2 separate regions of the Homo sapiens genome follow, and region 1 is linked to region 2. A link is a loop called in an ENCODE intact Hi-C map of the cell type or tissue named here. Cell type or tissue: A673. All regions are shown on one strand. Links, peaks and the distances in the headings refer to the core of each region. The heading gives the core; the rest is flanking DNA.

Evidence for each region. A loop is a pair of places that touch in the nucleus more often than their neighbours do. Peaks named below come from ENCODE experiments on the same cell type or tissue, not always from the same donor. Only the 100,000 strongest peaks of a DNase experiment are listed, where the experiment ranks them.
Region 1: a loop joins it to region 2, with 7 times the contacts of the local background. A loop is called at or near these places in 3 of 110 quality-filtered maps.

The regions. Positions count from the first base shown.
Region 1 is chr7:134,914,909-134,917,833 of GRCh38, reverse strand. The region is part of intron 3 of CALD1 (caldesmon 1); the gene reads right to left. Among named protein-coding and RNA genes, the nearest start is that of AGBL3, 70 kb to the left of the region's middle. In A673, for the core only: no CTCF peak of the experiment used is centred there; a DNase peak (open chromatin) is centred at 1,303; H3K4me3 peaks cover 330 bases; H3K27ac peaks cover 1,556 bases.
Region 2 is chr7:134,848,638-134,851,562 of GRCh38, reverse strand. The region is part of intron 2 of CALD1 (caldesmon 1); the gene reads right to left. Among named protein-coding and RNA genes, the nearest start is that of CALD1, 70 kb to the right of the region's middle. In A673, for the core only: no CTCF peak of the experiment used is centred there; a DNase peak (open chromatin) is centred at 1,332; H3K27ac peaks cover 875 bases.

The DNA of each region.
Region 1 (2,925 bases), core at 157-2,656, 66 kb before region 2:
AAATAAAATAACCAAACTCCTTCCTCTCTTTCCATCATTATTTAAGATTCAACTGGTATAAATGTGGCTAAAAAAGATAAGCCCAGTTACTACCTGGGTTTTCATGAACTTTACCTTTTCTTCATCCCCAACCTAGAATTCTTTGTTTATAACAGTCTTAAATAATGAGTAAGAATTTTAAATAGGCCTGGTGTGCTGGCTCATGCCTGTAATCCCAGCACTTTGGGATGCCAAGGTGGGTGGATCATCTGAGGTCAGGAGTTCGAGACCAGCCTGGCCAACATGGTGAAACTCCGTCTCTACTAAAAATACAAAAAGTTAGCTGGGCGTGGTGGTGCGCACCTGTAATCCCAGGTACTCAAGTGGCTGAGGCAGGAGAATCTCTTGAACCCAGGAAATGGAGGTTGTAGTAAGCTGAGACCACGCCATTGCACTCCGGCCTGGGCAACAAGAACAAAACTCCGTCTCAAAAAAATAAAAATTTTTTTTAAATAAATATGATCCTCAGTGAACTTAGGCTTTTAAAAAATGTTGTCAATCAAAAGTAAAATCTGAGTTGGAGCTGTTCTTTGACTGCTATTATCTATTAAAGGACAATTTTGCTTTAATGTGCATCGTAGATGTGGACAATAAACCTTGGGCTTAGTCGTTTAAAAAAAGTAAAACATTAGGAAACAGTTCAGACCCAGGTGTCGATGGCTGGCAGCACTATATTTTTCCAGCTCTTTCTCTTGCATAGAGGTCTAGATCTGGATATGCAACTGAATCACACCTGCTCCAGAGCAGGATGTAGGGATATTCTCACATTTCTACTGGCTAAGTTGGATGCAATGACATTTGACCACAGGTATATAAACAAGCACATTATTTTCGTATCTGAAGACAATCACCTAGAAAGAGAAATTTCCACTGTCGTCTTCAAATGTAAAAAATATGAACTCCTTTTAGATAAGTCTTATATTTAGAGTGATCTAGAAGTTCGACTCATCCCTAAATCTGAAATGTTCATGTGATGCAATACTAAAGTCCATAATCTCATGTGGTTGAGCTTCAAATTATGGTACCACTATCACATCGGTAAACATCTGACAAAAGACATAAAGCGATTGGAAAATGGAAGCAAGATGTCCTTAAATGGAGATTATAAGCCTGCGAGTAATTAAAGGGGATCCCTGCAAGGGAAAGTGGTATTGCAGACATGCCAATGGAAACGGTACACAGCATGTGGATGCCACTAAATCAAGTCACATATCTTGTGTCAGCTGAGTGAATTCTCAGCATCCTCTCTAGACAGGCTCTGCTTAATGTGGGGAAATTTATGGGTAATAGATTTTCATAACAGGCCTTTTATGATCTTTCCCTCCCCTAAAAGTGCCCTCTGGAGCTTTTCTGCTTCCACTCTCATTTTTCTTAATTGGAAAAAGATTTACTATTCATTTCCTCCTTCCCAGGGCTCCTTTCCACTCGAGTGGCATTGCCTCCCATCTTGTTCCTCCCTCTTGTACCCCTCATCTCTTCTTCAGACAGGAAACTGTAATATATGATAGATCTGACACTGGGGCATTGTTGCTAGCTCTGCTAGGGAAGAAGTCACTGCCATTCTAACAAGAATGGGGTGAACCCTACCTGCCTGACTCCAGAGGTCCTGCACACACCTATCTAACATCCAGTTGGCTCATACCCCCACTCCATGTGCTAGCATTGGAGAGCTTTGTGTACAAGTGGCAGAAAGTAAAAAGACAAACCTTGAGTGGAGACAGGAAATGGGAAATGAAGGGCCAAATCATGGATGCTTTGCCCATTGAAGAGAATATTTATTCTTGCAGGGGACTTGGCAGTCAACCACTGCTCATGGGTCCCATCTCCCTACTGTTGAGAAAAGAAGTCAAGGAGTCTTCTCTGCTCTTGATAGATCATCTTCCTAAATCAGTGGAAACCTTGCTTAACACAGGGCCTGCTCAATGTGGAGGGAGAAAAGCAAACACCCATTTGTTGTGATTTGGTAAAAAGCCAGCCTGACCAAACCAAACCAAGTAGAATCTTCTATGCTTAAAGACTCCCTTTGAGTTAATAGAAGACCCCTATAAAAATGTGAATGTTTTAACAGATAGAATAATATTAAATAACTAAGCACCCACATTTGTGTGTGCAAATTGAGTTAGAATCACCAACAGCTTAAGACTCAGGGAATCAGGACTCTGAGAGAGGGAGCATGAGCATTAGAGACATTCTACAGCACTTAAATGACTTGAGGGTTCCTGTCTCTCCTGGAACAGATTTCTATCCCAACAAGGCAATTCCATCCTAATTCATTGGTTAGATTAGTTTACTAACCAATAAGGCTTATGCTGTCTTCTGACTAGATCACCAATGTAATCATTAATTCCTTAAACTTGTTACCTAATACAGGAGGAACTGCTTCAGTGGTGAAGATCACTGACTTGACTTAAAAAAAAAGTTCATATTTCTGAATTACAAAGTGACAGCACTGGCACTGACTTATGGGTTGCTAATCTGGTATACATTCCTCTCCCTGACTGATCCACGTGGAACCTAGACTTGGAGGCAAGGACAGTTCAATTCAGAACTGTCATCAGAGTGGTGAGCTCTGGGCAGCAAGGGGGCTGCATGAAGGCCTAGGTTCCGAGGAGGAGGCATGGGGGCCTAGGTTCTGAGGAGGAGGTGGCAAACCATTGTTCAGAACCATCTGCCAGATACCAAGGTGGAGTCTGAACTTGCGGTTGTGGGATGCTGGTAGGTAATGCTTGCTGCTATAACCTGGAAATGGACACACAGGTGGCTGGAATTAGCACATCCATTCAACAGATATTTATTGAACATTTACTCCATTCAAGCCAGTGAGGGCAGAAACCAAGATAAATTCAACCCCTGAAAGGAGTTCATAATCTGTAGGGAAGTTAAGAC
Region 2 (2,925 bases), core at 178-2,677:
GCTGTTTCTGACACCAGCATAACCTAGCTTGTCATGACTGATAGAGTCTTGGCCAGCTCTGACATTAGGTTGTACTCGTCTCTGTTTCTAAGCAAGTGCTTGCTCAGATTCCTGATTTCCTATTTCCCTTCTGAGACCTCTAGTTTAGAAACAGGGATAGGTAGGTTAACCGGAACACTGTTTGCAGGTAGAGCATCAGGGAGTGGAAGTGACTCATATTTCACTTCCTTATGGGCCCATCTCTTTACTCCAGTGAGCCATAAAACTGCCACTAACTGTTGCAGTGTTCGTGTATTATGGGATCATTCATTTATATCAGGCATGACAAACTCAAATAGCTTAAAGGACCAAAGAGGTAACTATTTGGGGAGTGGTAGCTTATGGGAAAATGGAGAACATATGCATCCCTGCATCCCTATGAGCATTCAGACTCAAAATTTGAAAAAAATGCTTGTATTAGTCTATTCTCACACTGCTAGTAAAGACATACCTGAGACTGGGTAATTTATAAAGGAAAGATGTTTAATTGAATCACAGTTCCACGTGGCTGGGGAGGCCTCACAATCATGGTGGAAGGTGAATGAGGAGCAAAGGGACGTCTTACATGGCAGCAGGCTAGAGAGAGCATGTGTGGGGGAAATCCCCTTTATAAAACCATCAGATCTTGTGAGACTTATTCACTATCATGAGAACAACACAGGGAAAAACCCACTCCCAAGATTCAATTACTTCCCACCTGGTCCCTCCCATGACACATGAGGAATATTACAACTCAAGGTGAGATTTGAGTGGGTACACAAAGCCAAACCACATCAAGGGTGGACAAGGGAAGCACATTTGCAGGGCAGCATGGGCCCTGGGTTGCTGTCTTTCACTGATGGCTGACCATGTGCCATGTTAGGCACTGTGAGGAGTTGCAAGAGTGAACCCACAAGCAATCCCATATAGCTTTCATTCTAGATGGATAAGTTGATTTCTTTCGACAACAGTTATGTAGCACTTACTATGTACCAAGCACAGTTCTAAGAACTGTGATAATATCAGTTTAAATCCTTGTGACAATCCTTATTATTTCCATTTTACAGATGAAAAGACAGAGGCCCAGAGAAGGTGAGTCATTGGCCCAAGGTCACATAGCTAGTAAGTGGTAGAGCTGGGGTCTACATCCAGGCAACTCAGCCCCAGATTGTGTGCTTTTAATCACAACACTCTGTTACATCTCACAAGACCTGTAAATGGATAATACATAGTAGACTGTAGCAAGGACCTCAATGATGAAATGATCACGTGATTGCCTGGAAGGATTTATGTTCTTCTACAAATGCTCTTACTAGGAGCTGTTTCCTGTCAGCAGGAGGCCTTGGCCTGCTTGATGTTAGGTTCCGTTCATATTTGATGTTTATTAATGAAGTAAAAATGAATCTTCTGTTTATGTTCACTTGTGCCTTGGCAAACTGATTTATTATTTCACTTAAGTGGGGTTCACTTTAGAAAATAAGCTGAATTTGTCTTAAAGCCTTAAAAAAATAAATGATCACATTTCACACTTTGACCATTTCTTTGCTTTGCTTACTTAATTAGCTTTAGACACGATGCTAAATCATCTCAGTATATCTGTGTCAGTTTCAGGGCAGATCCAGGTTTTGTGGGACCTGAAGATTATTTGAGAGGCCTTCTTGGAAAACCAGAATACAATAGTAAATGTAAAAAGTTAGGCATGGGGGTGTTGAGGCAGGGACCTCTCCCCATGAGAGGCCCTGCGGCTTAAACTCTACTGACTTCACGGTAAATTGGCTTCTGGTCTCTCATCTTTGATTCTCATGAGCATTTCATAAAAATATCACAGCACCCTTATTTTGCTTTTAAATTCAATTACTATCAGCTCTCCATATCCATGGGTTCTGCATCCATAGATTCAATCAACCAGGGATAGAAAAATATATTTTTAAAAAAAACCAACGCAATTAAAAAAACCATACAACAATAAAAAATATAATAGGAAATACAGTATAACAGTGATTTACATAGCATTTACATTTTATTAGGTGTTAGAGGTAGAGATGATTTAAAGTATACGATAGGATATGCATAGATTATGTGCAAATACTGTGCCATTGTATATCAGGGAACTGAGCATCAGTATATTTTGGTATCCTCGGGAGTCCTGAAACCAATCCCCTATGGATACAGAGGAAGCAGCATACTTGGAACTACATTATAATCTGCTTTTAACAACATTCTATACAAAAGTTAGAATCTAGGAAACAATAATGTAGGGGGCAATTATGCATTACCCTTCAAGTGATTTGCAGAAAAGTAGATTTACAGATATAGCCAGTGCATGCCTGTGTTTTGCCTATAAACCGCATAATAAAGTGTGATAGGTGGATGAGAGGGCAGAGAAATTTAAAATATTATGACCCTTTGCCAAGACGAAGCCAATGAAAAATAAATACAGTATTAGAAATCACAATTTACGTCACTGAACACGTCATTGGATTCACAAAATTTTCCATTGCATTTAATTAAAAAAAAGCCCATTTTATGGTAAGGAATACTAGAATTGCAAATGTAACACAGAACTAATATGGCACGTGAGATGGAGAAGGTCCAATCCAGTGATATCTGTAGAATGAATGAATTAACGACTGACTGAATATGCATATTTAAGGAAGGTGCTAATGGTGGTCACAGGCTTCCCTCATCAACCCCAACTTATAATTGCATTTTAAAATTTATAAACCATTAGCCAATAATGGGAGACAGTTAGCTAGATTCCCGGAGTCTCTCATAATAACAAATGTCTTTATATTTATAATTTTGTAATTCTGTGTGAAATCAGATTCAAAATCATGGTATCATATACTTATGGGAGGAATTCTTTGAGGAACTTGGAGAAAATACTCCTAGAAGAGCTTCTTCATT